2 separate regions of the Mus musculus genome follow, and region 1 is linked to region 2. The links are chromatin loops, found by intact Hi-C in ENCODE. Cell type or tissue: left cerebral cortex. All regions are shown on one strand. Each heading gives the region's core, and the rest is flanking DNA. Links, peaks and the distances in the headings are about the cores only.

The links. Hi-C counts contacts between places; a loop is a spot of excess contacts. Peaks named below come from ENCODE experiments on the same cell type or tissue, not always from the same donor. Only the 100,000 strongest peaks of a DNase experiment are listed, where the experiment ranks them.
Region 1: a loop joins it to region 2, with 1.8 times the contacts of the local background. A loop is called at or near these places in 2 of 42 quality-filtered maps.

What each region holds. Positions count from the first base shown.
Region 1 is chr5:136,468,181-136,483,832 of GRCm38, reverse strand. All of the region lies in intron 2 of Cux1 (cut-like homeobox 1), which reads left to right. Among named protein-coding and RNA genes, the nearest start is that of Gm16599, 83 kb to the right of the region's middle. In left cerebral cortex, for the core only: no CTCF peak of the experiment used is centred there; DNase peaks (open chromatin) are centred at 7,354 and 7,847; H3K27ac peaks cover 3,125 bases.
Region 2 is chr5:136,614,740-136,630,391 of GRCm38, reverse strand. No RefSeq gene overlaps it. Among named protein-coding and RNA genes, the nearest start is that of Gm38722, 9.8 kb to the left of the region's middle. In left cerebral cortex, for the core only: CTCF peaks have their summits at 6,927 and 10,216 (motif pointing right); DNase peaks (open chromatin) are centred at 7,075 and 10,227; H3K4me3 peaks cover 492 bases.

The DNA.
Region 1 (15,652 bases), core at 4,311-12,310, 150 kb after region 2:
TGCTCTTTGAGTAGACCAAGTATTATCCCAAAGAAACAGTTTTTATTCATAAATTTCTACCTTTAAAATTTATCATATGTATGAGAGTTTTGCCTTCATGTATGTCTATATACCACATGTGTGTCTGGTGCCTGAGGAGGCCAGAAAAGGACTCTGGATGCCCTGGAACTGAAGGTATAGGTAGTTATTACCCACCATGTGGGTGATAGGAGCTGAACCCTGGTCCTCTGCAAGAGCAACAAGTGTTTTTAATCACTGAGCCATCTCTCTAGTCCCAGATGATGGGTGTCTTGCGGGACTATTGCTTTCCCTGTTGTTTGCCTCAGGTGACTTGATGACTACATACATTTCTCAGTAAAGATCCAAAGTTCTAATATCATTATCTGTCCCCTAAAAAATGGTAACATCAGCACAGAGCTTCTGGGTACATCTGGACATATGCACACACACACACACACACACACACACACACACACACACACACACACACACACAAAATAGGGGCATGTTTGTATGTGTTTATGATAGGCTACTTGTATACCTGGTATCTGCTACCCATGGTGTTTTTATTAATTTGAAAGCCCAGTCTTGTGACTCATACTTGCCGTCCTTCTATTGAAGAAAGCTGAGGCAGTGGGATCTTTGTTTTCAGGCCAGCCTGGTGTAAAGAGTGAGCTCAAGACCAACTAAGCAACTTGGTGAGACCTTGTCTTAAAATAGTAAGTAAAAATAGGGCTGTGGGCATATGGTTCAGCAGTAGAGTGCTCTCCTACAGCCTATGAGGGGCTGGGGACCATAAGATGCTTGCCTAGCATGCACAAGGTCCTAGGCTCAGCCTCACCTAATATATAAAATGAAACAAACTGTTATTAGCTTAGAACACTATACAATGCTTTAGGTGCAGTGGATCTTTGTTTCATAAATATATTTTAGGGGGTCTCCTGCCCCCTTTCCCCCCAAAAAAAAGAAAGAAAGAAAATTCTAATTTAATAGTTATCAGTAAAATACTCCCCAGGGTGGTTTGTACTGATAGTTAATCATTTTGCAGATATTTATGTAGCTGCTTCCATGTGTCAGACAGTTGGGTCCTGAGGAGGAAATTCTAACCCTGTTCTTTAGCTTTTATCTCTTCCACCTGGCAGTGGACCATGGCCATGTGGCAGGCTGAGTGCTGGGATCCCATAACTGGCATCTTCTGCTGAAGTCTTTCCTTGCATCATACACATATCCATGTGACAGTATTCTCTGTATAAGCCACAGATGGCTCAGTAACCTTCCATGTAGATAAACACTTCTGCTTTTTTGAGTCTTGTTAGAGCCATGTCTTTCTCAATCTGTCTGTCTGTCTGTCTTTCCATCCGTCTGTCTGTGTCCTGGTCTTCCCCCACCTCCTCTTGTTGGTTGGTTTATTTGTCTGCTTGGTTTTGATTTACCCTGTGCTTGGGATGGAACCCACAGCCTCACACATGCTCAGAGAAGCCATACCACTGATTGTCTTGTGACTCAGGTCTTTGTTGGTTGAATATGATTTCAAAGACCAGATTAATGTCTTCAGTACCTGGTGTGCTTCTAGAAGGAGCCTGGGCACTCTGGTGTTTAGATGAGCTTTGCACGACATCAGCTATTTTTGATGGGATAATTAAAAAAAAAATGCTTGGCTGTCCTGCAAGCCACTCCTTAATTGTCTTTTCTTACTCCAATGTGGTTTTTCTCTATCTTAATATAAAAAAGAAGGGGAGAAGTGAGGGTGTGTGTGTGTGTGTGTGTATGAGAATATGTATGTGTGTGTGGCCTTATAGCATGAGTGTGGACAGCCTCAGTGTTGGTGATTCTCATCTTCCACCTTGTCTGAGACAGGGGCTTTTGTTCTATGCTGTCTGCAAGAGGGTAGCTGTCCTGTAAGCTTCTAGGAGTTCTGGTTTCTCTGCTTCCCATATGACCATAGGATTATAGATGTGTGTGGCCATACCCAGCTTGATGCAGGTTCTGGGGATCCAAACTCAGGTCCTCATGTTTTTGTGGTGAGTGCTTTCCCCATGAGCCAGCCCTCCACCCCCTTCTTCCCTTCCTCCACAAGTTCTCATGTAGCCAAGCTGGCTTCAAACTTACTTCAGATGTGAACTTCTGGGCCCCCGCCTCCATTTCCCTGAGCGCTAGGATTACATGCACCTGGTTGGTTTATGAGGCGCTGGGAGTGGTGATCTGGGATGAGAGTGCATGGCAGGCAAGTACTCTACCAACCCAGTTATAGCCCTAGCATGCTTTTTAGGCTTTGACAGGATCTTACATAGCCCAATTGGTCTTGGACTAAGTATGTAACCAAGGCTGCCCTTGAACTCCCGATTTTTCAGTTTCCACCTCCTGAGTTCTAGGATTGCAGGTAAATATCTCCATACCTGGTTGATGTTTGCATTCTTGCACAACATTTTTTAAATGCTAGATTTGGGACGTCTCTTCTAGGAAGTGGAAGGAATTCTTGACCGTGATAGAAGAAGATTAGATTTGTTGATAACTTCTGTGCTTTAGCAGATGCTGTGGGGAGAGATCTCTGCTTTTTGTCTATGGGGAGGAAGTGTTTTCAAAGTTATGGACGAAGCGATGGACCCCACATCTTTACCTTTCAACCTTTTGCAGAGGTGAGGAATTAGAGCAAGGAGGAAGCAGAGGAAAGATGAAGAATCCAGGTCTGTGGCTTTTGTCTGTAATCCCTGAACCATGGTGGCTGAGATATGAGGGTTGTTGTTATGAGTTTAAGGCCACCCTGGAGTAAAGTAAGACCCCAGCGTTAGACAATTAAGAAGGAAGGAGTAGAGGGTAGTAATCCTTTTTTGTTTTTGGTTTTTCGAGACAGGATTTCTCTGTGTAGCCCCTGGCTGTCCTGGAACTCACTCTGTAGACCAGGCTGGCCTCGAACTCAGAAATCCACCTGCCTCTGCCTCCCGAGTGCTGGGATTAAAGGCGTGCGCCACCACTGCCCAGTGAGGGTAGTAATACTTAACTGTGGCTGGGACCCAAGCGCACTTAGTCACTGCTCTGCTGCCTTTTATAGCTACGCAGAAGTGACTCAGCCTGGAAAAAGAGAGTCACTTAAAATAAAGTAGCCACTCCAGTGGGGCACATCTTGTTCCTATGCAGCCAGCTGGCTGGAGCCTTGTGGGGCACATTGTCCTGTAAGGGGGGGGGGGTCTGGGAGAGGCATGGTGTTCAGGTAGGGGTGACCTTACCATCACCCGGTGGGGGTCAGGAAGGCCATGTATGACCTTGAACTTTCAAGCAGCATGCTGATATTGTGTGTGTGTGTATGTGTGTGTGTGTGTATGTGTGTGTGTGTGTGTGTGTGTGTGTGTGTGTGAGAGAGAGAGAGAGAGAGAGAGAAAGAGAGAGAGAGAGAGAGAGAGAGAAATATTGCCAGACCTAGAAGGCTGCTGTGACTTGAATTTGTCTGTCAGGCTTCATCCCCTCTCCCCTGACAGGGTTTCTCTGTGTAGCCCTGGCTGTCCTGGAGCTCACTTTGTAAACCAGGCTGGACTTGAATTTAGAGCTGCCTATCTCTGCTGGGATTAAGGGCATGTACCACCACTCTACTTTTGTGTCAGCCCTCCTTTAAACCAGAGGTCAGTCTGAAACCTCCAGACTCAGTTGAGCAAACATGGCAGTTAGGTTTTTTGTTCCACATTGAACATATTCAGGCAACTGCACTGGAAACCCACAGATGTGCGTCCCTGATGTCACTGACTGTGGTTTTTAAGGGAGAAGGTAGGCCAGTGATGTCTTGCCAGACATGGGCCTCTTAGCCAGGACATGCCCAGAGATGTTTTAACTAGTCACATGCTAGGGACATGAGCACCCCTGCCACAAGAGAGAACCACTGTGGGGATGTGGGGACCTGTCTAAACCACTTTAGAGAGTCTGTAGCTTCCTCCATTTCGGGTTCTTGGCATTCTGATAACACTGATTACCCACGTGCCTGGAGCTTTACACGGGTGCTTAGGATTCAAACTTAGTCTTCATGCTGACATAGCAAGCACTGTACCAACTCTCTGAGGCCTGCTTATTTTGAGGCAGGGTTTCACCAAGTGACACAAAATAGCCTATTATTATTATTGTTGTTGTTGTTGTTGTTATCTCAAATAAATTCTTCTCTTTGTGGGGCTGTGGGAAATCCACAAGCAACTTTTCAATGCAGTGTTTTCTCCTCGGAGGAGGAGAAATGAAGCACATTTTTGCTTCATTGCGAAGAGGTCACTCTAGTATCTGGCAGAATCCTAAAGCCTGAGTAATCAGCCTGCGTGTTTAATCATTCTAGAGTCAACCACCATAAAGTTGCAATACAATACGATTTTAACTAGACAAAGCTTAAAAATTAAATAGAAGCTTTTAACTGTTACCAGTTAAACATGTTCAACCAGTACAAAAAACATAAGTAGTTTTCTTAGTTTTGAGGAGACCCCAGGGGAAAATTTACCCCAAGGATCAAGTGCAGCTCAAGTCACAGTATTCTAGCATGTTCTAGAAAGAGTCAGCAGGGGCCTTGGGAGGACATGAAGCAGTCCTGAAGAACAGAGGGGGCCACTGGGTTGTGCGCAAGCATGGGTGAGCACTACTAGTCCAGGATTTCCCTCCCACACATGGTGTGACCTCTGCTCCTGGGGCCTTTCCTGTGCAGAACTCTGTCTGGTTCCAGGGGTCTTGGAAGAGAAATGGCTATTCCCAGGCCAGCTGTTGCAGATGTCCAGGGGCGTCTGACCCTGAGCAAGATTCCTCACTGTTTCAGATGTTGTGTTCTTTCCTATACTCTAAAGAGCAGCTCTCACTCAGTGTGTATGGGGTGGGAGTGGTTCAGATTTGGGAAGATCTTTGTAGACCTTCATCAGTTGCACATCCTTAATGGGAAATCCACAGTGTTTGGAGCATGTTGGAGGATTTGAGGCTTCACATGTGTGGACTAGGAGTGCTCTGCCTCTGCTGCCAGCTGCTAGAGGGGAGTGGTTTAGCATATACAGAACATGCACTAAGTACACAGCAAACACTTTTAATCCCTGTCTCCTCCAAAAGGAGCCCTGAGGTTTCTCTAGGGACTAGCAGGTATAGAGAAGGTTCCAGCCATCAGCAGGAGCAGGCAGATAATGGCCAACTAAACAAATGGGGCACATGGTAACTTCTGGTGATATACACACTGGAACAGCCCTGTCTGTAGCTCAAGCCTGTTATCCCAGCACTGCGGATATTGAGGCTAAGAATTAGGACTTCAAAACTAGCCTGGGAAACTTGATGAGAACCTGTTTCAGGAATCAACTGGACTGAAGATATTACATAGTGGTAAAGTACCTGCCTAGCAAAACAAAAACCACAGGATTATGCAGTAGTGTGTGCTCATGGGTGGGTGGGTGGACACTTGAGGAACTGAGATTATTTTAAAGTCAGAGTGAACATGTCCATTTGTAGCATCCCTATCCCCAAACACAAACACACAGCTACTGCAGAGACGCTGAAGCCACTGTTGGGGCATTTGGGTGGGTTATTTGTTAGTGGATCCTTCACATTTAAGTAAAGGCTTAATTGTGTTGAGCAGAAAGACATCAGATGCCATCTTTCAGAAGATCAGGGCTGCTTCTGAACTCCCTGACTGGCAGCATTGGAAGAATCCTTAACGTGATCCATGAAGAGTTTAATCTCCCAGTGTCTCTGTTGGGCTTGCTTGAAGACACCAGGGCCACCCATGGTCCCACTGTACCACACACTCTCTATGGGAACAGCAGATGAGACCCAGGTCTCTGAAGAGTGCTTAGAACTGACAGCCTCTCCCCCTGAGCTGTGTGTCTCTTCCTCTGTGTATCTGGCATTTCCAGAGAGCTATTTTAAGCATCATGGACAAATTATCTGAGCATTTAACAGCTGTGAAAAGGAAAGGATTGTAAAGAGATTTACATGGGCTAGAGTTTTAATGGTGACCTTTGTGAGCCTCCATATTCCCATAGAGAAATGGGACTGATGGTCCCAGATGCTAGGTTGAACTGCTTCCAGAATAGCATGGCAAAGTCATGGGAGCTGTGTGATTGTGATGAGCATTGCTTTGAGAGAAAAGACACTGAGTTCAGGAGTAGATTCTGCCTTATCTTATTTATTTTAGAGATGAAACAGGGCTTTCTGGGTGCTAGGCAAACACTCCTCCACTAAATCTCAGCCCCAGCCCCTCACTGGAGGGTTCTAGGCAAGCCCTGTACTTAAGAGCCACACACCCAGCCCCTTGCTGGAGAATTCAAAGCAAGTGTTCTGTCTCAGGTACATCTCTTTTTTTAAAACTTGTATTCTAAGGCAAGGCCTTGGAATATAGCTCAGGCTAGCCTTGAGCCTACAATCCCCCTGCCTCAGCATTCCAAGTAACTAGGATTATAGGTATATGAGGTGGTAGGATATATTTGGATCACCATGGACTAACTAATGGCCAATAATGGCTTTTGATCTTACCTTTCAAATCTCAGTTTCACAAAAATGGACTCAGGTCTGATTGACAGACATGAGTAAACTCAGCCTGGTGGGTTAGTAGCCATGGTCTAGTTGGCGTTCCTGAAGGAGATCTTAGATGGGAGTCAGAACATTTGGGGCTCCATTCTGATGGTGCTGCTGCTACTGACTTGGTTTGCAACCTGATCAAGCCCCATCACCTTTCATTTGACAGCTTTTAAACGATCAGGTGACTTCTCTGTGACATTTTACTTAGACCACACCAGCTTCTGCTGCTCGTTTCTCTCTGCAGCTCTTTCTCTCTTTGTCTGTCTTTCCCCACAACATTCATGGCAAGCTCTTTTTAGGTTTTTTCTTTTCCAGAATTTGCATGTATTAGGAGATCTTTGCAGATCCTGTTATGTGAGAACTCTGAGTTCACCAGGAAGAGTTTATTTACTTTCTGGTTCTGGGTAACTTGAGGGATATGACAGGGACAGCTTATAACAGCGGTTGACATTTATTAATAGCTATCTATTCATGTAGTTCTTTTCCAAATACTTTTTTTTTTCTTTTAAAGACAGGGTCTCATGTAACCCAGGCTGGCCTCAAACTCACTATGTAACCAAGGGTGACCTTGTATTGTTAACCTGCCTCTATCTCCCAGTGCTGGTATTACTGGTATGCATTTGTATGCCCATCTCCATCCACTTTTAAGTATGTGTTTCTGCAATAGGTACAGTGTTTGAATCAGGCAGAAAAAAATCGAGACCTAGAAAAGACATTAACTTGCTTTGTATGTCCTACTCAAATCAGCAAAGCTGGCAAGAGACTGTACATCTAGCCTAGCCTTCCTAGGTCTGTGCCAGCGTGGGTCCCTGGGGAGTGCTTCCACAGTCTTGCAGCCCACAGCCACCTTCTGGGTACACAGAGCCAGCTGCCTTGTGGGATGGATCTCCAGAGCCTCCTCCTGCTGCTGAGGCTGCCTGGTCCCACATCACCACCCTCTGCTGCCTGCTTCCAAGCACATGAACTTCCCTGGGCATTTAGGGGAGAGTTGGAACTGCTTCTCATGGCATTCTCTACATATCTTTTGCTTCCCGTTTCACATCTGATCAGTTAGACCATCAGTCTTTTTGGAACCCTACTATAATTTTGTGCTGACTGCATGTAGAGCACTGTAAAGAGGGTCTATGGCAAGTGTGCTTGGTTAGTGCCTCTGACTTGATAGCTCAGCTACTGCAAAGAGGCCCAGCTTTGGTGCTGGTGCTGGCCACATCTTCCCTCACCAGCTTCCATGTTACACGGTGGGAGCATTGCATTCCTAAGGTACAGAGCATGAACATTTCTGCTCAACAAACCTTTTCTTCTAAAAGTACCTCGCTGGTTTTCTCCATTAACTGAGCCGTGCTTGCTAGATGAGTGTGAACAGGAACCTCGTGTACTTGATATTTTTTCTTTCTCTTGACTGGCACACTGCCTTTCACTCTGAGTGGCCTGTTCACACTTTCCTGTCTTCCCCTCTGACAGCTTTGCTCATTTTCCTTGTTAGATCACTTGCTGCCATGCCTTACCCACAAGTAGAGACCCTGATGGTTCCAGTCTGAAATCTCTTGAGAGTTTGCCTTAAGGACATCTCCCAGGCCAAGGCATGTCCCTTGCTTATTGTGCTGTCTGTCTTATGGAACTGAATTATTTTTGGCAAGTGGGAATTCCCATTCTATCTTGCCGCCCCCCCCCCCCACCCCCATTTTCTTTCCCACATATTTTTTTTTTTTCCTATTCCAGATCCTGCTATGTTTGTTCATTAGTTTTTGAGACAGGGTCTCACTAAGCTAAGACTGGCCTAGAACTTAACTTTGTAGCCAAGAAAGTTCCTTCTTCCTCCATATCCCAAGCCTTAGGATTAACAGGCATACACTGCCTCACCGGTTTCTGTGGTTCAGGGAATGGAACTAAGGGCTTCCTTAGGCAATCCTCCTGCCTCAGATCCTAAAGTAGCTTAAATGACAGGTCTGTGCAACCACAGTGCCTGGCTCTGTGCCCCACCAGCTGAGCTACACAGCCCCAGCTGTTCTGGATCTTATTTTGGAACTCTCCTCTGTGTAGATGTTACCAGGGCAACTTCTGGACTCTTTCTATAATGCCAGCTTTTGCTTTCTGCCCCAAGCCTGGGCATTCTCCTGTGATTGGTGGCAAGTAGGGCCTCAGTTTCTCCTCTTCCATTAGAGCCCCTTGTCCCTCCTATAACTAGTGACCAGCCATCCAATTTATCTACCCCCAGTGAGTTGATCTGACTTCTTTGTCCTCTATCAGCCACCATATTCCTCATCGATGCCCCAGGACTGTCCAAGCCATGTACTCTTTGGATTCTTCCAGTGCTTTTCATGTCCTTGGTGAGTGTGATGCATCAGGAGCCCCGGGCCCATCATTCTTCAGTGCCATGTGGGCTATGTCTGGGTCTTCATCCTCTGCTGTCCAGCTTACAGTCTTCTTCCCAATTCTGTTTTGTAAAGCTTTGTTTCTTTTCTTTTTTTGTGCTGGGACAGGATCCTAGCTGAGTACTCTACCGCTGAGCTAAGTCTCCAGCTCCCTCTGGCCCTCAGGTCTGTTTTCTCCCCACCTTCTGGGGTTAAACACTAGCATCGTTGGTAAGTACCCTATCACTTAGCTACTTCTCACCAAGTTGCTAAGGCTAGCTCTGTAGTTAGGCTGACTTTGAACTTGTAATCCTTCTGCCTCAGACTCTCAAGTAGCTTGAGGTCTGTGTGACCACAGTGCCTGGTTCTGAAAATTCCTACTTTTTAATGAAAATTTAAATGAATTTTTATTGGGATTTCATTTAATTTGTACATTTGGACAGACTCAATGAAGTGTTCAGCGTTTTGATAGTATTATTGCAGATCATATTCTTAGGTGAATTTAATTCCATGTAGGGCTCAGGGGACTCATGAAAACTTACAGGGCCTTCCCTTACACAGCTCATTGTGCAGATACAAAGTAGTCAAGATTGAAGGATTGATCATTTTCATCTGGAGCTGAGCATAAAAATAAACCCCACTCTGTTATCATAGGTGGCTGTGATTAAGACAGGGCGAAAGGTCGGCTCCAAGCCTTCTACCACTGACAGTTCCCTGAGGAAGATGGAGTGTCTCTTCATCTTTGGTCCAGGTCATCAGTAGCTGAAAGCCATTACTGTCTATTGGCTGTTTGGTTTGTGTGAAATATGGGGCTGGGCAAAGCCGGCTTCCCTGAGGTCAGGTGTGTTCATGTAATCAAAAGATCTGGGAACTACACAGTACATACTAATATGTATGTGCACATGAGGTAGTGACACAGAGATGCCTTTTGTATTATAAACCATACTTCACTATGTGTTATTTTCAAGCTCCTGGGGAGAAACTCAGTTAGCCAGTTTTTTGTGTCTCGAAAGACAGGCATTTGTGAAGCTATCAGCCACTGACTAAGCAATGAAACATGAAGATCTCTCCTGTGTAATATGTGCTTAGCCCTGTTCAGTTCCCATGACCTAGACAGAGAAGTAGGGCATTGGCTTCTATTGATTTGAATTTAAAATTTGAAGACAAGAATATTCTTATTTAATTTGTATATAAACATCCCACAAACAGCATTTCACCTTTTTTTTTTTTTAACATTTTAAAATTGCCCTGTGTATGTTCATGCATGCATGCGCACCATGGCATATGTGTGGAGGCCAAGAGTCAGTTCTCTCCTTCTGTCACGTGGGTCCCAGGGATGAAGCTGAGGTCATCAGGCTTGGCAGCCAGCACTTTTACCCATTGGACTATCTCTCCCTTGCTCTTTGCTTCTGATTTAAGTGTTTGCCTTGTGAAAGAAAATACAGTTTCTCATAGTAACCCGAAGGCAGGAGGAAAGGGATCAGTGAATGTGCTCGTGAGGATTCAGAGGGGAGGTTAAAACAGGGCCAGGGCAGGGCAGAGTGACAAGTGATGACCAGAGTGTGTGGGCTCGCTCCTTCCAGCCGGAAAACCAGGAGCTGTACTCTTTTTGCTGAAAGATTTTGAAAACTAATCTCTCCTTTCCCGCCCCCTCCTCTCTCTTTCCCTCCCTCTCTCTCTCCCTTCCCCCTACCCCCTCCCTCTGTCCTTCTTCCCCTCCTTTTCCCTCCCCTCCTCTGTTTGAACAAATCCATTTGTACTTATAGCCAGATAAAAGTGCTTGAGCATGTATTCATTGTCTTGGATGTAAGTGTGGGAATGCCAGCCAGCCTTTTTAAGTAAAGGAATTGATATGGAAGGAACCAGGGAGCCGAGAGCCATTTCACTCTGAAATTCTTTTTGCATTAGCACATCTGCAGCACTGAGGACTGTGTGGAAAATTGAAATAGTGCTTCTATCCTGCCGTGTCTCCAGCGCGTCAATAAATCACCTTTTTTCCCTTTTAAAATGTCTGGCCTTGTAATTTATGTTTGCGTAACCCATTACTAAATTCATAGTAGGTGTTTTAGTTGGCAGGCGTTGTTCTAGAAGTTCTGGGGGCACTGAAAAAATACAGAGCCTTTGTATTTATACTTAAGTGGACATTTTAGTTTAGTTTTTTTGTTTTAATAATGAACTGGGTATTTATATAATTTTATACAGTATTAGTCGTGTGCATATAAGCCACAGTGTGCGTATGGAGTTCACATGACTGTTTCTCTGCTTTCACTGTGGATCCTGTGGAGTGAATTCAGGGCATCAGACTTGGATGTCAGCTGCCCTTACCCAGGGAGCCTTCTCCTTAGCCCTGAATTTGAATTTTGCCTTGGAAAACAATATCAAGTCATGCTCTTACCCTTCTCAACTGTTAGGAACTTCTCAATGCACTTCATGGTTTTCTTTCTTCTGAAATGAAACTTGGTGAAGGACAATGACTCCGATATTAAGATTGAACTCCTGTGCGTCACTCTGAGTAGAATACTAGCAACCACTGGCCAGGAGGATGGTTGGGGAGGTAAAAGTATCTGCCACAGAAGTCTCTCGAATTAAATTCAACCACCAAAACCCATAGTGGACTTTCACACTTGTGCTTTGCCATTGCCCCCTCCCTATTAATAAAAATTAAGGAAAACTTAAATCTGTAGTTAGACATGGTAGAACATCTTCATGCCCCCTGCCTCCCCTGCCCCCAACCCCATGTCCTTTCCTCCCATAGAGCCCAATTTGAAACTTCTAAGAAATCAAAAAATGGCCTTGAATTCTTATTCCCTTTGCCTCAGAAGCTGAGGCGGGAGATGAAGATTTCAAGGCTGGACTGGAGAGCCCCGCAAGGCCGGTTACTGTTTTCTTTGTAAAGAAGGGCAGGCGTAGCTCAGTTCCATGGTAGAACAGTAGCTTTGCTAAGGGCCCAGCTTTCATCCTCAGTAGCTACAAGAGGAAGAAAGATGGCTCTCATAGTTTTAAAATGTTTTAGCTGTTGACCACAGCGTCAGTCCTAAAGTGAAGGCAAATATACCCATTCACGGACTCTACTCACTGGTGTATGCGTGTGTACATGTGTGCTTGTGTTTTAAACAGGAATAGAATGCTCAAGAGTTGTTCATGTAATTATGATTGACTCAGAACATTTCATCCTCCCCCCTTTTCCCTCTCCCTGTCTTCCTTCTTTCTTTCCTTTTTCCTCTTTCCCTTCTTTCTTCCTCCTCTCCTTTCTTCTTTGCTTCCTCTTCCTTCCTGTTTTTCCTTTTTCTCCTTCCTTCCATCCTTCTCTCTCCCTACTTTCCCTCCTTCCCCTCCCTCCCTCCTTTCATCTGAATTCAAATTCCTAAGGCATCCAGAAATGACCTTGAATTCTTGGTCCTTTTGCCTCTGCCTTCTGAGTGCTGGGATTGGAGGTATGTGCCATCCAACTCCAGCTGAGACTTTGTAATTTTTAACCAAGCATTGGAAAATAACCATTATCGGCTGAGGACATTGCTCAGCAGAGCATTTGCCTTAGATTGACTCAGAACATTTCATCCTCCCCCTTTTCCCTCTCCCTGTCTTCCTTCTTTCTTTCCTTTTTCCTCTTTCCCTTCTTTCTTCCTCCTCTCCTTTCTTCTTTGCTTCCTCTTCCTTCCTGTTTTTCCTTTTTCTCCTTCCTTCCATCCTTCTCTCTCCCTACTTTCCCTCCTTCCCCTCCCTCCCTCCCTCTGCTGAGGACATTGCTCAGCAGAGCATTTCCCCGCCCCCAAGTGAGGAGTTAGGGGTGTGGTTTACTGGTGGAGCACCTACTTAGAATCCCCAGGGAAGGGCTGAAGGGCAGCTTAACACTAGAGCCCCTGCCTTGCCTTAGGTCCCATCTCCAGCACTAGAAGACAAAAACAAACCCCAAACATTATGTCTTCTAATCATGACTTAGAAAAACTTGATAGAGTTTTGCTGCTTTGAATCATCATAATAGTAATCAAAAATAATAATAAGTCCTTGCTTTTCTTGTGTAAAAGTTTTAAAAGTAACTTATGGGTTGTTAAAAAGCCATGTATGGTTTGTGAGGAAGTTTGCTTTGTTTGGGTTCCCCCCTCCTGTCCCCCACACCTTGACTGGTTAATGATGTTTTCATCTCCAGCCTGCCTCAGCCCTTGAGCTCACCCTGAGAAGCCTTCCTATAAGCATGGCCTCCTCACTCTGAAGCACAAATGCACTCAATTGTTCCTGAGATTGTCCTAGCTTGGCTCAGCATTGCACACTTGCCATCGATGCACTTGGGAGGCTGAGGCAGGAGGATGGGGCACTCTAGGTCAGCCTAGGTAAAACCCCATCTCAAGGAAACAAAACAAGAACACAAACCAACAATGGGCCTGTGTCGGGCACGTTCAGAGTATAACTGGTCCCTATGGCCGATATGTTAGCTTGGTAGATAGATTGGGAAGTTTGCCCTTCTACCACCAAAGGTAGGGATTAAAAGTATCTGACATCATTTTGTTTATTTTAAAAATAGCTTATTTGATTTTTTTTCTTTGTGGATTGTTTTAGCCTGTTTTGCAATTCTGGGGGTTGCATTAAAACCTTGAATGTGCTAACTTTCTATTTTTTTTTTTTAGTATACGGGGTCTTAGCATGTAGCTCAGACTGGCCTTACCCTTGCTCTGTAGCCCAGTCTATCCTTACACTCTTGATCTTCCTGCCACTCTAATGCCAGAATTACACTTCATTGAATTTCTGTGTGTGTGTACATGTATACACATGAATGTATACGTGTCTGAACATTCATGTTCAAGTAGAGTTTAGATGAAAACCTCCAGTGTTAGATGGGGTTTTTGTTATTTAGCCCTGCATACAACAGACTGGGTCCAGCATTCCTGGAGTTTCTCCTTGTCTTGCTGTAGGGATGCTAGGATTACAGATGTGTGCTGCCACACCCTGCTCTGTGCTCAGATCCTCATGCTTTCATGTCACTCTCTGTACCCACTAAACTCTTTCCCTGCCCAGTTTTGGTTTTCTGAGACAAGGTCTTCCATGTAGCTTTGGACTTGCTATGTTCCTGCCTCAGCTTCCTGGTGCTGATTTTCTCCTTATAGTACTTGGTTTTCCTTGTTATTTGATCAACAGAGGTGTTTATTCTGGCTGCAATGCCTGAGAAACATTCATTTGTATTCAAAATGTGTCTTTTTTAGAAGTTTCAGGGGGTGATATTTATGATTTATTCACTGGCAAGATACAGGGCTTCTCAAGTTTGTTTCAGCTCTGTGCCACTTCTGCCCAGGACCTGAAGCAGCACTGTGTCTGTTGCTGTGGATGGCAGACACATTTATGGCCCTGTGTGATGTTTTCTTCCAACTGCTAATGCACTGTCTGCTCATTTCCCCATCATTCCCTGTCCCCGGGCCACTGGTTCCCTGTTGTAGAGACTCTCTAGCCATGTCTCTGAAAGAGCTTCCAGCAGGGGAAAGTGCTGTGCCAGAGGCTGGAGAAGGGAAGCAGAGGTGTTTATTGACCCAGAGACTCCTTCCAGCTTTCCCTACTAGTTCTTTTCCAAAGCAAACTGGTGGTTTTCTTCAAGTCAGCTATGGCCAAAATATAGCAGGATCTGCTGTGTGTTCTTTACAAGGAGAGGAGCAAGCATGCCACATGGCTCTGGGGGAAGGAAGAAGCTGGTGTGTGAGGGGACAGGCTAGCAAGGACAGTGGTGAGGACATCTAAGTGACAGTGAAGGACAAGCTAGACTTGAGATGAAGGCAGCTCTGCATCCTCTAGTCAGTATCCTGGCTGGCTGTTGCTGCTACCCACAGGGCAGTGGGCAGGGTGGTCTGTTGTGTTAGTGATGAGCCATAGGGGCTGGGGAATATAGCTTAATGATACAGCATTTGCCTAGAATTTGGCAGTGAGGGGGCGAGGGCTTGGTTCAGCAGTAGAGCACTTTGTGAAGTTCTACTGTGTAAGCAAGGCTATACTGGAACTTACTATCGTCCTGCCTCAGCTTCCTGAGTGCTTCTGTTATAGGCCTGTGTGTGTGTGTGTGTGTGTGTGTGTATGCCCAGCCATGGGGAGTGACATTTTACATTTAAAAACATGTGTTTAGGGATATTTGGAGGGGGGGCACACATGTGTTGTAGCTCAGGTTTGGGGGTCAGGGTATTAGTTTTTAGAGCCAGTGCAGGCCTTCTACCATGTAGATTCTGAGTATCAAACTTAGGTCTTCAAGGGATGGTGGCAACTGCCGGTACCCACTGAGCCATGTTGCTTGCCAGGGAGTGATGAGTCAAATTGTGCTTATCTCAGAATCCCCAACCTGCATCTACCGTACCCCAGCAGGATTAAAGCTATATGTCCTCACCCCTGCTTAGTGACCTGATAGACTAGTGGTGGGCCTGGCCTCTCTGGTTACCTGGCTCAAGTATACTCACTTTTGAGTGTGAACTGTTTTCATGAAGGTTGAGAGTTTCCTGAGGGGAAAACTGGCTTGTTTCTCTTCTTGTGCAATGAGGAGAAAGAAAATGGTTTGCCAATGATTGTCCAGAGAAATGTACCCAGAGACAGGCTCCCCGCTCCTGTGGGGACATGGCAGAAGAGGACCACAGCTGCTGTGAGACCAGGCCCTCTGCTTGCTGTGTCCTTGGGCTTTTAGATCTCCTCTTGTATTTACTTATGTCCTGACTGAATTCCTCTACTCACCCAGGCACCTGTGTGTGTTTTCTCTTGAGCTTCTGAGCTCTAGGAAGGTTGGGACACCTCAGATCCTCCCAAGTCCGTGATTCAGCACATTAATG
Region 2 (15,652 bases), core at 3,404-11,403:
AGACTGTCACAGTAAGGAAATGTATCAGTCAGTCAGGGTTATCTAAGAAACAGAGCTGGTGGCACATACCTTTTATCCCAGCTCTTGGGACCACAGAGGCAGGCAAATCTCTGAGTTTGAGGCTAGCCTGGTCTATAGAGCAAATTCCAGGATTGCCAGGGATACACAGAGAAACCCTGTCTCAAAAACCAAGAAGGAGGAGGAGGAAGAAGAAGAGGAGGAGGAGGAAGAGGAGAGAAAGAAATCGAGCTGAAAAAAATGAATATGTATATATACATATATTAAAAGAGAATTTATGAGTTTGCCTTTTAGGCTGTGGTCCAGATACTCCAACAATGACTGTCTCATTTGAAAGACTAGAATCCAGTAGTTGTTTAGTCCATGAGGCTGGATGTCTGAGCAGTCCATGGGGTGCTGGAGTCCTAAAGGATTCCTGGAGAGATGCTGGTCTTCAGACTATATTAGAATCTCAAACATATTGGTTCTAATACCAGGAGAAGAATGTCTCAGCCACAGAGCAGATGCACTTGCCAGCAAGCCCAGGAGCAATGAGGCAAAAAAAAAATTATATATATATATATATATATATGTGTGTGTGTGTGTGTGTGTGTGTGTGTGTGTTTCCTTCCTCGGTGTCCTTTGTGTAGGCTGCCCCAGAGTTATGGGGTCTTTCTGCTTCAAATGATCTGATCAAGAAAATCCTTCACTGTGGGACACAGTGGCCCACACCTTCAATCCTAGCACTTGAAAGACAGAGGCAGACAGTAAAGGGCAGCCTGGTCTACATAGTGAATTCCAAGACAGCCAGGGCTACATAGTGAGACTCTGTCTCAAAACAAAATAAAACTCCCATATACAATCACCAAACCCAGACACTATTGTGGAGGCCATCAAGAGCTTGCTGACAGGAGGCTGATATAGCTGTCTCCTGAGAGGCTCTGCCAGTGCCTGACTAATACAGAAGTGGATGCTCATCCATTGGACTGAGCACAGGGTCCCCAATGAAGGAGCTAGAGAAAGGACCCAAGGAGCTGAAGGGGTTTGCAGTCCCATAGGAGGAACAACAATATGAACTAGCCAGTACTCCCAGAATTCCCTGGGACTAAACCACCAACCAAAGAAAACACATGGTTGGACTCATGGCTCTAGCTGCATATGTAGCAGAGGATGGCCTAGTCGGTCATCAATAGGAGGAGAGGCCCTTGGTCCTGTGAAGGTTCTATGCACCAATATAGGGGAATGCCAGGACCAGGAAGCAGGAGTGGGTGAGTTGGTGAGTGGGGGGAGGGGATAGGGGGGTTTCAGAGGGGAAACCAGAAAAGGGGATAACATTTGAAATGTAAATAAAGAAAATATCTAAAGGAAAAAAAAGAAAATATCTAATAAAAATCTATAGCTTTGCTAGATACAGCAAAAAAAAAAAAGATTAAAAAAATAAAACAAAAACAGAAAGGAAGAGAGAGAGAGGGAGATGGAGGGAGGGAGGGAGGGAGGGAGGGAGGGAGGGAGGGAGACAGAGAGAGAGAGAGAGAGAGAGAGAGAGAGAGAGAGAGAGACCCTTGGGTCTAGCTAATTCCAATTGCAGCCAAATTAACAACTAAGATTAGTCACCTCAGGGAGGCATGACAGACCCGCCAGCCTTAGGCGTGCATGGTAGAAACACCACACATGAGCAAATCAGGAAGCTGAGAAAGACCAGAAGCAGCCTTGTACTAAAACCCTCAAAAGTTCTCAGTCTAGTTGAGCAATGGTGGCGCATGCCTTTAGTCTCAGCACTCTGGAGGCAGAGGCAGGTAGGTTTCTGGGTTCGAGGCCAGCCTGGTCTATAGGGCGAGTTCCAGGACAGCCAGAGCTACACAAAGAAAGCCTGTCTGGAAACACACACACACACACACACACACACACACACACACACACACACACACACACACACATACCACACACACACACACACACACACACACACACACACACACACACACACACACGTACCACCCCACTTCCATCCACCAAACCTCACAATCTCCCCAAACAGCACTCCTATCCTGTGGAATAACACTCAACCCCTTTCTCTCAGAGGAGGGAGATATTCCATACTCAAAAGCCAATCAAGAACGGCCTCTGAGGGGTTGGGGCTTTAGCTCAGTAGTAGAGAGCTTGCCTAGCAAGTGCAAGGCCCTGGGTTCTATCATCAGCTCTGAAGGGAGGAAAAAAAAAAAAAAAGACAAAAAGAATGGAAAAAGAACGGCCTCTGAACAGTTCTCTCTTGGCTGTTCCTGCAATAGGCCCAAGCAAGGTCACATGACTACATCTTTGGCCAATCGCCATCTTCTTGCTTCTACCCAGCACCTGTTGCCCCGAGAGATGAAGGCCTTAGGTCTGTTAAATGGGGCAACAGCCAGCTGCCCAGCCCTATGGAGTTGGGGCAAAGGAATGAGCTTTTCTAGAAGCATCCTCGTTCAATATGCTTTGTTTCCCCTCCCCCACCACTCTTCGCCAGCTACAGAGAAGGAACAGTGACAACGGAGAGAATAGACAGGATGGTGGCCTGGTGTCAAAACAGATCCAACTGGGTACTGCTGCGTGGCCAGGCGAGCAATGGAAATCCTTAGAAACTAGTATTTCAACAGAAACACAGGGAAAGAGAACTCTAGCCAAGTGGGCAAGAAAACATTGGCCCGGAAAAGTGTCTTCTGGGCCAGTTTCCTCGTGGGGATCAAAGGCAGATTCTGCTGCATCAGTCCAGCTCTTGTTGGGGGCCCAGAAATGTCGCAGGCGGGTAGCACCCAGCCGTCATTCATTCTGCCCTGGCCATAACCTATGGAAAGGGCTAACCATACTCATTTCACAGATGCTGAACTGTCACAGGGACGGCCATGCTGTTATAAGGGAACTGGTCTCTGCCTTGCATCCCATGGTTTTTTGGGGGGGAGGGGGTATAAGAATCCCCTCCAACTACTCCCATTCCCCACTCCAGCTCCCCTCAAGCCCCAAGATGTTTGCACCTGCAGGTTGACAGCTGGCCACCGCTAGAGGCTTTTCCATCTTCTCAGCTTCCACGCTGTCCCAAACAGGGTGAATGAGGGTGGAGAAGCCAGGGAACTTTGGGGGCCAACCTGAAGGACATTAGTAGGTGTTAGAAAAAATAGTTAAGTGTGAAATGGATTCCTGCAATCTCCTGGGCATGCTAGAACCTTCCCTTTGCCTTCTGACAATCCCACAGCTAATAAATCAGAGGCAGCCACAGCCAGAATGACCAAAACAGAGCTGGAAGTGGCTTTTCACAGAGGAGCCACCCAGAGGCCAAGAAGGAACTGGCTAGCTGCCCCCCTTTTCCTGAAGTTCTGGCTTCCTCTACTTACTGAGCCCTCCGAGGTGGATAGAGAACCAAAGGCAGCTCCAGGGTGGACTGTCCACAGCTAATGCTGAGCCCTGGTCAGGATAACTTGTCAGATTTTTCTGGGAGGGCTGGGGAGATGATGTGATTGGTTAAGCGCTTTCCCACAAAAACATGAGGCCCTAAATTCAATCTCCAGAACTTATATCCAAAGGGGGTGGGGGGATGTGGTAGTGCACACGTGTAACTCAGTGATGCCGGCAGATCCCTGGGAGTTTGATGGTCAACTTTTCTAATTAAATTGGTGAGCTTCGGGTTCAATAAGAGACCCTCTCTCAAAAGAATAGGGTGGAGATCCACATAGATGCTCTACCACTGAGCCACGCCCCCAGCCCCTCCCTGGGGGAGTCTGGATAGGGGCTCTACCACTGAGCCACGCCCCCAGCCTCCTACTGGCAAATTTTACACAAGAACTCTATCACAAAGCCATTCTCACTGAGAGTGGTGGCCCAGCTTCATAATCCCAGCACTTGGGAGGCAGAGGCAGGCCCAGCACTTGGGAGGGGCAGAGGCAGGTAGATTTATGAGTTCGAGGCCAGCCTGGTCTACAAAGTGATTTCCAAGAGAGCCAGGTCTACACAGAGAAACCCTGTCTCAAAAAAAAAAAAAAAAAAAAAAAAAAAAAGCCATTCTCAGCCCTCCCTTTAGTTTTTATTTTGAGATAAGGTCTCACAGGTTACCCAAGCTGCCCCTTGTGTTTCTATATAGCCCAGCCTGACTTTGAACTCACATATCTTCCTGTTTCATCTGCTTAAGTAGTTGGGTTTTTTGTTTGTTTGTTTTTTAAGACAAGGTTTCTCTGTATAACCCTGGCTATCCTAGAACTGGCTCTGTAGACAGGCTGGCTTTGAACTTACCGAGATCAATCTGTCTCTGCCTCTTGAGTGCTGGGATTAAAGCTACGCACCCCTACCTCTTGGCTCCACTCAAGTAATTGGGATAATAGACTTGAACCGCCAGTAACAGTTTTGTTTTTTATTTGAAGTGTTGGGCTTTGCACATACCAGACACACACTCTACCACTAAACAACAGCTCCAGCCCCCAAAATCTCTCTAAAAGAGTAAAGACTTGGTCACCATTTCCACACCCTGAAGGCACACAGAGTTCTGCCCTCTGTGACCCCACCTGACCCTAGAGGCACCAAAGTCACCCTTGGCTGGAAAAGAAAGGCAGTTCTCACTTCAGCTCAAGTGACGGTTTGCCCGCTTGGCTTCCTGTGAGGTTTGCGTCTCCCTTCCCTTTCTGAAGATGTCTCTTATCTTTCTGTTCTCGGGGGGCTTTGGGGGCTGGGCTAATTACAATTTGGTGACAGTTGGTACCAAGGCAGCCCCCCCCCCCCGAAAAACAGAAAAAAGACAAAACCAGGGTAGGTGGCAATAATACAAGTCTGTGTCACCTCAGGGTCTCTTCCCCCACCTACAACCCCGATGGAGGTCCTTAAGGTGCCGTATGGTTCCCACACAGTGGCCCTCTTATCTCCTCAGACTGGACAGGAAGTGACCAAAGGCACATACAGAGCCAACAACAACCTTGCTCGTCCAAACGAGGATTATTTCAGTCATTGGAAATTGGCTCTGCTAGACTCTCCTCTGACTGCAAGAACCGGCAGTGAGCTGCTGTGAGGCTCCTTGTCGGCCACCCTGGTTCAGCTGGATCAGCAGGCTGAAAGGCTTGCCCTGGTCCCTGAATTAGAAACTTAGGCTCTTTAAAGGGGAGGTAGGGGAGACAGGAGGGCACGGGGTCTTGTGTAGTCCAGGCTTGTCTCAAACTTTCTATGTGTTGAAGAACGGCCTTGAACTTCTGATTCAGCTCTTGTCTCTACCTCCTGAATACGGTCATACACCACCATTCCTGGTTTAGGCAGAGCTGGATGGAGCCAAGGGCTTCTGAGTGGTAGGCACGCACTCCACCAGCTGAGCCTCCAAGGAACTTTTTGGCTACTCAAAACAGAGTGCAAGGCTGCATGCCTATGATCCTGGTTTTAGGTGGAGGCATGAGGATCAGGAGTTCAAGGGCATCCTTGGCCTTGTAGTGAGTTTGAGGCCAGCTTGGGCTACAGGAGACCTTCTAAGACAGAGGAAGGGAGGGAAGAAGGAGGGAGGGAGGGAGGGAAGAAGGAGGGAGGGAGGGAAGAAGAATATATTGGACACAGCGGTACCTCCCTGTGATCCTAGCACTCAAGAGGCAGAGAGACAAAAGGATATGGATGGTTCAAGGCCAGCCTCAGCTACAAATAAGATTCTGTCTTTAGGATTGGATGTGAGGAGATCTGCCCCAAGGGATGGAAGGAAGGCTTGTCAAGCAGAACTGGGGAAATGTCTGAGCCTGGAAAGGTCAGGCCCTACAGGGAACTCCTGGTGACCTGTCAAGTGACCTCATAAGCTGCCTTCTATTCTTAATTTTTTTTATTGCATTTATTTACTTATTTTGTATGTGAGGACACCCATGGCACAAGTTTTGACAGCCAGAGGACAACCTGAAGAAGTTGGTTCTCTCCTCTCTCCTGTGGGTCCTGGAGAGCCAACCCAGGTCTTCACGTGTAGCAGAAAGTGCCTTTAGTAACTGAGCCATCTCCATAATCCTAAACTGCTTTCGAAACAGTGCTTGTACCCATAGACTAAGCTGAGCGGTGGTGGCAGACACCTTTAGTCCTAGCACTCGGGAGGCAGAGTCAGGCAGAGCTCTGAGTTCAAGGACAGCCTAGTCTACAGAGTGAGTTCCAGAACAGCCAGGGCTACACAGAGAAACCTTGTTTTGGGGGGACACACACAGACTAAGGAAGCCCTCAGCTTTGACCAGAGAAGGGCTTCTTGAATGGGCAGTGCTTGGGGGGGGGGGGAACTCAGCTGGTCCAAGGGGTGAGAACAGGTGGCTGCTGAATGCCCGGTCCCACCCAGCACGTTGTGTCACCATTCCAAGGCCCAGGGAACATCTGGAAAGAGGGAAGGGAGGAGCAGAATGGGGGTGAAGCATGTGGTGGGCTGTCAATGACTCTTGGTGTCATGAACACCTGGCTGTGACTGCTTACGGGGTGGGGGTATAAGAGAGGGGCATGAAGGTAGGAGAGAGGGGGAACGGGAAAGCAGGCTGTTGCAGAGGAAAGGGTAGTAAGGCGTTGGCTGATCACAGTGTCTTATGAAGCTGCCAAAAGGAAAAACATTTCCGAAAAGCCACTTCTGTTTTATCAGGAAAAAAGTTTCCCCCTTTTTCCTTGGACATGCTATCTTTTAAAGATTTTTTTAAAGTGACATCGTAATTCGTCACATGAACGGATTGGTGAATTTAACGTTAACTCCCATTCATATACTGCTGAAAATGTATCTTAGAAGGCAGACTTGCAATCCCAGCACTTGGGAGACTGAAGAAGGAAGGTGAAGTGTTCAAGGCCAGCCTCAGCTACATAAAAAGCCTGGGCTACATGAGGGTGAGGGGAAGGAGGAGGGGTAAAGAGAGAAAGATTGGGAAACTGAGGCTAAGGTGGTAGCTTTCCTTTCGGGTCATCAAGGCTCTTCGTGCGCCTGACAGGGGGCGCTCTTCCCCAACTCCCTAGCCTCCTCAGCCCGCGCCAGTCAGGGTCCCCCTAAGAAAACCTTGGAGCGATTTTCCTTTTGCGCGAACTCAGCGCCTCCTTCCAACCGCGAGGTCTCAAAGGTGAGCCTCGCACAAATGCCTTGCAGATGTTTCTCCTTCCAGATCGGCTACCGCGGCGCTGCGCGGCGCAGCTCCAGCAGCCGCGCGATCCTGCAGCGATCCGGACCGCATTTTCCTTTCCACCCTCCAACTTTTGCAAGCTGTAGTTATTTGATAATGATTTTTTTTTCAACCTCTCCCAATAATTGTTATCCTCCCCGCCCGGTACAGCTCAGGTGATGGGTGCAGACGGTAGACGCCTCCTCCTCTTCTCTGGCGCGCAGCCCGAGGCCCTGGAGTAAGGAGCCACAACCCAGCCAGCAGAGAAAGCCAAGGTTAAGCGCCCCGGGAGGACCCCAAACGGCCCCCCACGATGCTTTTCTTTGCACCCAATACCCTCCTGAAGCCAGGCCACCTCTCCCTAAGCCTACTCCGAGGTTGTGACTATCTTAGCTGGATGGGTGCCGCAGGCACATGGTTCTGCGGAATCCAACCCTTGGAGTATTGATTGAGGACCTACGGCATTCCCAAGTCCTGAGCAATGAGTTGACTCCCAAAAGCAATCCAGAATGATCCCTGCCTTTGGGGATGCCGGTTCATGAGAAAATCGGGGCTACCATCCTCACCTGGAAAGATGACAAGGCTTTCCCACAAGAGAAAAAGCTTCTCTTGCTCCCTAACTTTCCTTAGCTCCCATGGCCTCTGCAAAGGATCAAGGTCGGCCTGGATGAAAGCTTCCTTAATAAAAAAGGCTCCTCGGCCCGGCATGGTGGCACACGCCTTTAATCCTAGCACTCAGGAGGCAGAGGCAGGTGGATTTCTGAGTTTGAGGCCAGTCTGGTCTACAAAGTGAGTCCCAGGACAGCCAGGGCAATACAGAGAAACCCTGTCTCAAAAAAAAAAAAAAAAAAAAAAAAAAAAAAAAAAAAAAAGGCTCCTCTAAACACGTGGCAGAAAACAAGACCACCAAGGTGGGGCTGGATAGGTCCAAGCTCCCGAGATGAGAGTGGGACCATCCAGTAGAACTCCTATCTCCCCTCAAGACTGTGTATCTGGTCTGTTTAAGGCAAGGTTCACTCTGAAGCCCAGGCTGACCCCTGTCAGCCTGTCAGTTACATGTGTGTACCAGAAGATCATGCTCCTGGGTTTATTACTGTTTTGCTGTTGTTGTTTCTTTTCTGGTTAGAGGGTTCTTAAAATTTATTTGTTCATTTTGAGGGTTTAAAAACAAACAAACAAACAAGCAAAACAAACAAAAACAAAAGAGAAAGAAAAGAAAAGAAGAGAAAAGAAAAGATCACTTTAAGGGAGTAGGGGTAGGGAAAGCTTATGCCAAAGCCGGCCTGTGGAGGTCAGAGGACAAACTCTAGGAGTCAGTTCTTTCCTTCAACCACGTGGGTTCCTGGGATTAAACTTGAGTCGGCAGGTTTGGTGGCAAGCTCCTTTACCCACTGAACCATCCCACCAGCCCTTTGCATGTATGTTTGAAGGGGAAGAGAGCCCTGTGCTGAAAGGAAAAAATGTCTCAACCTCAGCTTGGTTGCATTGCCTAGACAGTCCAGAAAGTTCTGCTAAGCCTAAATGAATTGTAAGTTTGTAAGTAAATGGGGTGGAATTTATTAAGTCCATAGCCAGCAGCAGGGACTTAATGGGGGGAAAACTGAAAGATTAAACAGTTCTACAGGGTAGTGTGGGGTACTCAGAGGAAGCAGGGCACTGGCTGAAGTTTGCTCTCTCCAGGTCTTCTCAGAGACCCCCCTAATCTCTTGAGCCATTGCTCCCACCTTGGGTAGGGGGAATAAAGTCACCAAAGAAACACCTGGCAGGGGGTGAGGATGTGGCTGAGTGAGTGCTTGTCTGATAAGCACAAGGCCCTGGGGTTCTGTGTCAGCGCTGGGGAAGGTGGAGGCAGGAGGCTCTGGACTCCAGTGTCACCCTCAGTGGACACTCATAGTGGGGTTGAAGGTACCCTGGGCTACATGAGACCCTGAGTTTAAAAAAAAAAAAAGTTCTATGGTTTAGGATTTTGTCATTTTTTTGCTTTTCTTTTGGTTTCTTTTTCCAAAATATTTTGAGACAGGGACTTGCTATGTAGCTTAGCCCAGAACTTATGGCAATCCTCCTGAGCCTTCCTGGAATCATTTCAGATGCCCACTATAATGCCAGGCTTGGGGGGGGGGGTGTGTTCGAGACAGGGTTTCTATACAGAGATAGGGTTTCTCTGTATAACCTAGCTGTCCTAGAACTTACTCTGTAGACCAGGCTGGCCTCGAACTTAGGAATCCACCTGCCTCTGCCTCCCAAGTGCTGGGATTACAGATGTGCACCACCACTGCCCGGTAATGCGTGGCTTTTAAATGTTCCTGGGCCTTGTCACATACTCAGGAGCCCTGAACAAACGCCTCCTCCAGGAAGCCTTCCCATCAGCACAGCTAGTTCAGGTCTTCTCTAGACTCACACTCAATTATATATAGCATTGGGGTGGTCCCTGTCTTTTACCTGGAGTTTCAGGGAGAGCTAGGTGTGCTCCCTCCTCTTATTCCTAACATGGAGCTAGCTTGCGTAAGCTCTCCTCTCCGGCAGCTTGTTCCCAGGGCTGCAGAGTCATGGAGTCTGCACAGTATCCTGGAGGCAGAGTCAGGAGGATCGCTGTGAGTCCCTGGACAGCTAAGGCTACACAGAGAAACCCTGTCTCAAAACAAAACAAAACAAAACGAATAATCGATCAGTGAATAAAAGTGAAGGGGGATGGCTCAGTGGATAAAACGCTTGCTACAACCAGCAGAGGACCTGAGTTCAGATCTCTAGCACCTACATAAAAAGCCTGGCACGTCCTTAACAGCAGCTCTGAAGCAAGAGCGGAGGTGGAGCCAGAGGATGCTAAGGAGCGCTGTGGTATGCAGGCCAGAGGAGACGGCCAACTCCAGGTTTAGTCAGAGATCCTTCCTCAAAAGCTGTGGAGATAACTGAAGAAGACCCTGCGTGCTGAACTCTGTCCGCGAGTGAACAAAGCACACCCCACACACGTGAACAAACACTTAGATATAACGAGCTTCAATTTTAAAATGCAATAAACAGCTCTTTTTCACAAGTCTACCGCTCTGGGCCATCGTGTTGTGGGACCTTCTTCTGGGCCTTTGAGAAACTGTCTCTTCCTGTCTCCCGACGAGAAGCTGGGAGGCCCTCCCTGCCTGCCAGAAGGGGGCTCCCCAGGCGCCTCCCGGCTAGCCTGGAGGAGGGGATTGAGTGCCTGGCTGGAGGCCCCCTGTCTGAACAGAGGCAGGATTTATCTCAGTTTGGGGAGGTCCAGGGCTCCGGGCCCTTAAATCCTCATTAGCTCCATCTAAGAGGCGGCTATGATCTGAGAGACAAGATTCCAAATTGGAAACAGCCCGGTGGGCTGCAGGGTGGGAGACAAACAGGGAGAGAGGGTTAGGGCTGATCTCTGGGGAGCCCAGGACAGCAGAGGAGTCCTGCAGACACGGTCACAGGAAAAGGAGGAGGAGGGTAGAGAAAACATTCCGTTCAGGCTCCAGGGAAGAGAGTTGTACAGCGATGGAGCTGTGCCAAGTCTGCGAGTCCAGGCGACCTCCTGGAGGAGAGTGGGGCGAGGGCAGGCCAGTGCCGCTCACCACTTGAAGGGCCTGGCTCCGGGGCACACACCCTGGTGGGTCCTGTCTCACCACCCACAGCCACTCCTGGGAAATAGAAAGCACTGTGTTTGCTTTACAGAAGGGGAAACTGAGGCTCACCAGTGCTGTGTGGATCTACCCAAGGTCCCCCAGAGTACCTGCAGAATTGGGGATCCAACCTAGCTGCCACCACTCTGGGAATGCAGGGCAAATGGGCTGGTAAGGTTCAGCTTCTCTGTATTGTTCTATGCCCCCTACTCCCGGTCCACTGCCTGGATGGAGGATTTCAGGTTAGGGACAGAGGAACAAAGCACAAGTTTTTCCTGAGAATTGTGAGATGGTGATCCCGTTGAGCAGAAATGGAATTTCAGTGGTATGTTCAGCTATAAGAACAACTCTAGGGGGTGAAGCTCTTGGCTCAGTCCTACAGCACGGACCTAGCTGTGTGAGGCTGTGGAGGGAGGGAGGGATGGAAGGAGGGAGGGAAGGAGGAAGCTTTCTCCGTGGATATGGTAGTGTATGTCTGCAATCCCTGCACTTGCTGAAGCAGAAGATTGCCACAAGTGTGGCTAGCCTGGGCTCCTGCCTGAAAAACAAAAAGAGGAGGAACAGGAGAAAGAGAAACAGGAGGAGGAGGGAGAGAGAACAGAAAGGGAAAGGGAAGAAAGAAGCATTGGAAAAGAAGGAAGGAAGGGTGGGTGGGTGGTCTGGGCCTATAATTCTAGAACTCAGGAGACAGAACCAGGAGGATTGCCAACCTGGGTTACGTACTAGATCCTTCCCCAAAAGCAAAAAGGAAGATGAGAAGCAAGGAGGGAGGAGAAAGGGAGACAGAGAAGGAAGGAAAGAAAGAAACAAGGAAGAAATATGGCTGGCTTGCAGGATATAGGAGATTTCCAGCTACACCATCCCATACTGCCCAAATTTTCTGTTACTGGATGTATATTAACTGGCATATATAAACTTATTCCGATACTTTGTGAAAATTTAGAAACATACAGCTGACTTGAGCCAATGGGGCTAAGTATACACCTTTCTGAAATTCCACCGTTAACCTTGTATGATGCTTTATCTGCCCATCCGGCCAGCCAAAATCCATTTTATTTTATTTTTTCTAATGCATTTTAACATAAATTGCAGACAGCAGTCCTACAGCCTCCACTAAAGACTCCCACATGAATATCTGCAAGCATGGCGTGTCTCTCTATGGCTCTCTCTATGTAGCTCAGGCTAGCCACCAATTTGCAAGCGCCCCCACCCTAACCCTGTCTGTGGAGTTCTGGGATTCTAAGCATGAGCCACTTCTCATGGCAAAGTGCTGTTTGTTTACGTGAATTTATTTAAGTCGTGTGTGTATGTGTGTGTGTGTGTGTGTGTGTGTGTGTGTGTGTGTGAGAGAGAGAGAGAGAGAGAGAGAGAGAGAGAGAGAGAGAGAGAGAGAGTGCACATGCAAATGTGCCAAGTGGAAGGGAAGAAGATGAAGAGGAAGGGGGGAGGAAGAGAAGGGGAGGAAGGGAAGGGGCTAAACCTTCATAGATCGGACATTGCTACATAGTTTTCTGAGGAAAGTAGGGGGAAAATTCCTGTTCTAACCCCACCCCCCACTACTCCCCACATCCTGCGCTAAAGCCAGAACATCCCTTTGCTTTTGTTGTGACTGTTCTGTTTGGACTTTGAACCCTCCTCGAAGGCCGGAGCCCTGGCATGGGTTCCTTTGCTTCATACCCAGTGGTTTATGACATGGTCATCATTTCTCAGAGATGGTGAACAGTGAAAGATGGTTTGAAAGACAGCTCATACTTCTCAAAGCGATGGAGATGCGTCTACAGTTTCCCTTTGAAGCTCATCGGAAAGCAAAGAAAAAAAGAAGGGGGGAAACCACTTGCTGTAACGTTTAGCACTGAGTAAAGGAATTCAAGATAAATGGGCCACCTGTGCATCTTGTGATTGGCCTCCAAAGTTTCAATAGTGGCTAGAAACGGCTCAGCCTCAGTGGATAAAACCCAGTGATGCAGGGCTCAGCAAGCTTTGAGCAATCCCCCCAGTGCTTCGCCTGGCACTCCCCCACTCCTAGTAGATGTGCTTTGGGAAATTGCCAACCTATCACAGATGAATGGATAATGGGGAACAAATAACTGAATGCAACAAAGTTAGTCATAATCCCCCCTTCCAGATATGTAGCACATGCTGGCCTTGAACTTGCTGTGGAGCAGACGATGACCTTGAACTTGTGGTCCTTCGGCTTCCCCATCCCTCCCGCCTCTCAACTGCTGGGACACCATGCCATATTTACTCTCTCTGTCTCTGTCTCTCTCTGTGGGTGTGTGAGGGTAGAACCCATGCCAACTAGACAGGCACTCTACCAGCAACACAACTCCAGCCCATTTTGTTCTGTTTTGAGTTGGACTATGATTTTTAAAAATTACGTTTATCTATATAATGGGGAGGGGACACATGAGCCCATGAGCCACTGTACAACGATAATCAGAGGACAGTTTTTAGGAGTTGGTTCTCTCCTTCTACTCTGTAGGTCTAAGGGTTGAAGGTCAGGCTTGGCAGCAAACATCTTTACCCCAGTTAAGTTTTTATGACCATATATACACTGGCTTTAGTCACTTTCTCTTTTCTGATTTTTTTTCTTTTTTGTTTTGAGGCAGGGTTTCTCTGTGTAGCCCTGGCTATGCTGGAACTCACTCTGTAGACCAGGCTGGCCTTGAATTCACAGAGATCCACCTGCCTCCACTTCCTAAAGGCTGGGATTAACGGTGTGCACCACCGTGTTCAGTTACTTATTTTCATAGCAACAAAATCTAAGATTAGTCTGTAACTTAGCTAGCAACTGAAACATATGCCATTTTTGTTTGTGTTGGGATTTTTTTTTTTATGGTTTTAGAGCTTTATTGTAGAAAGTCAGGGGGAAAGAGAGAAGGTAGAAAGAGAGAGGGAGAGGCCGGCCATGGCCATATGGGGAAAGGGGGGAAGAGAAAGAAGAGAGGGGGGCTAGAGAGTTAGAAAGGTGAGAGCTTAAAGAGGTGTGTTGGGATTTTGTTTGTTTGTTATTTTGTGGTGCTCAGCACAGTACCCAAGACTTTGCCTGTGCCAGACCAGAACACTTTCACCTAGCGCCCCCCCCCCAGTTCCTTGCTGGGGGAGTCTAAGTAAATGCTGTCCTGAAGCTGTCACCCCCAAGTCCCTACAATCTCAGTTTGATTTGTTAACTTCTCTAGGCATGAACAGATTTGTGCGTCAGACTCAGCTCTCCTTTGTGTCTCTGTGACTCCTTCCAAATTGCCTTCATTCAGAGCTGAAATACACTTGTCGTGACTTCTTAATGCTAAACACTGTTTTCTAAGAAATACAATGTTTAACCGCGAATTTCAGGTATGCTCTCATTTCCTCAAGCTGTTCAGAGTGATCAGATAATAATTGGGAATGACAGCTCCACCAGGAAATCAATATTCTTCCCCAACTGTGAGAATCTCAGATGCATTTTTTCACATCTTTTGTGCTTTCAAAAGTTTTACAGTTTCTTTCTTTCTTTTTTTCCCCACTTCCAAAACAGAAACTCCTTGTGCTAGTAGGATACTTCATTTATTTATTTATTTATGTATTTATTTATTTATTTATTTATTTAGGCTTATTTTAAGTTAAGTGTGTGTACACTTGAGTACAGGTGCCTCGGGAAGACCAGAAGAGGGCGTCGGACTGTCTGGCTCAGAAGTGATGGATGTTTGTCAGCTGCTGAAAGTGGGTGTGAGGATCTGAACCTGGGTTCTCTGCAAGAGCCCTCAGCTGATCCACCAAGAACCATCAATCTACCCTGCGGATGGCTCTTCAAAATACAACCTGGGTTCAGATAAAGAGAGGAACAAGCTTTCCCACACGTCTGACTTCTGCTAATCTAACATCAAGATTCCTCAACTTTTTCAGATATAGTTTGGGGTTTTTTTTTGTTTTTTTTTTTTTTTGTTTTGTTTTGCTTGTTTGCTTTATCTTTATTTTTAATTCTGTGTGTGGGTATGTGCACATGAGTACAGGTACCAGGAGAAGCCAGCTGGGATCGCATCCCCTGGACCTGAAGCAGTCATGAGCTGCTCAGTGTGAGTGCTGGGAACTGAACTCTGGTCCTTTAGAGTTTCTAACCACTGCGCCATCCCTCCAGCGCCTATTTTCAGGTGTGTTTTAAACTCCTTACATGTTAAAAGTAAATTTTAGGGCTGTACTGCTGACCCAGCTACTCACTGTGGGATTTCAAATAAGGGCTCAACCACTGAGCTATGATCTCAACTACTTATTTCTTTAATTTTTAAATATTTATTTAGTGGGTGGTGTGTGCCCTGTGGGGTTTGTTTAGCAGTCAGAGGACAACTTGAGGGAATCAGTTCTCTCCTAACATAGTGGTCTGGGAGATGCCAGGCAGCAAGCACCTTTACCTATTGAGCCGTTCCACTAGGCCTCTGTTTCCTGTTTATTTGAAGATGTTGTCTCCCTATATCTTTCTGGCAAGCCATTCTTTATGTAATGGCCCTACCTGTCCTGGAACTCACTTTGTAAGTAAGCTGGCCTCGAACTCACAGAGATCCTCCAGCTTTAGTCTACAGAATGGCTGTGACTTCAGGGTTGTGCTTGTAGGCCTTGATCTGCTGCCACCCTTTTTAAATTATTTTACTCACTCACATAATCACCTCCTTGATTATATTTTAAAACAGCTGTTCTCAACCTATGGGTCATGACCCCTTTAGGGGGTGTCAAACGGCCTTTTCACTGGGATCAAATATCAGATGTCCTGCATATCAGATAGTTCCATTGAGATTGATAACAGTAGCAAAAAAAAAAATCATAACAGTAGCAAAACTACAGATATGAAGCAGCAACAAAAATAACTTTATGGCAGGGGGTCACTACAACATAAAGACCTGTATTAAAGGGTCGCAGCATTAGAAAGGATGAGAACCAGTGTTCCAGAACTTCCCCCTAACTGAATTTTAGATA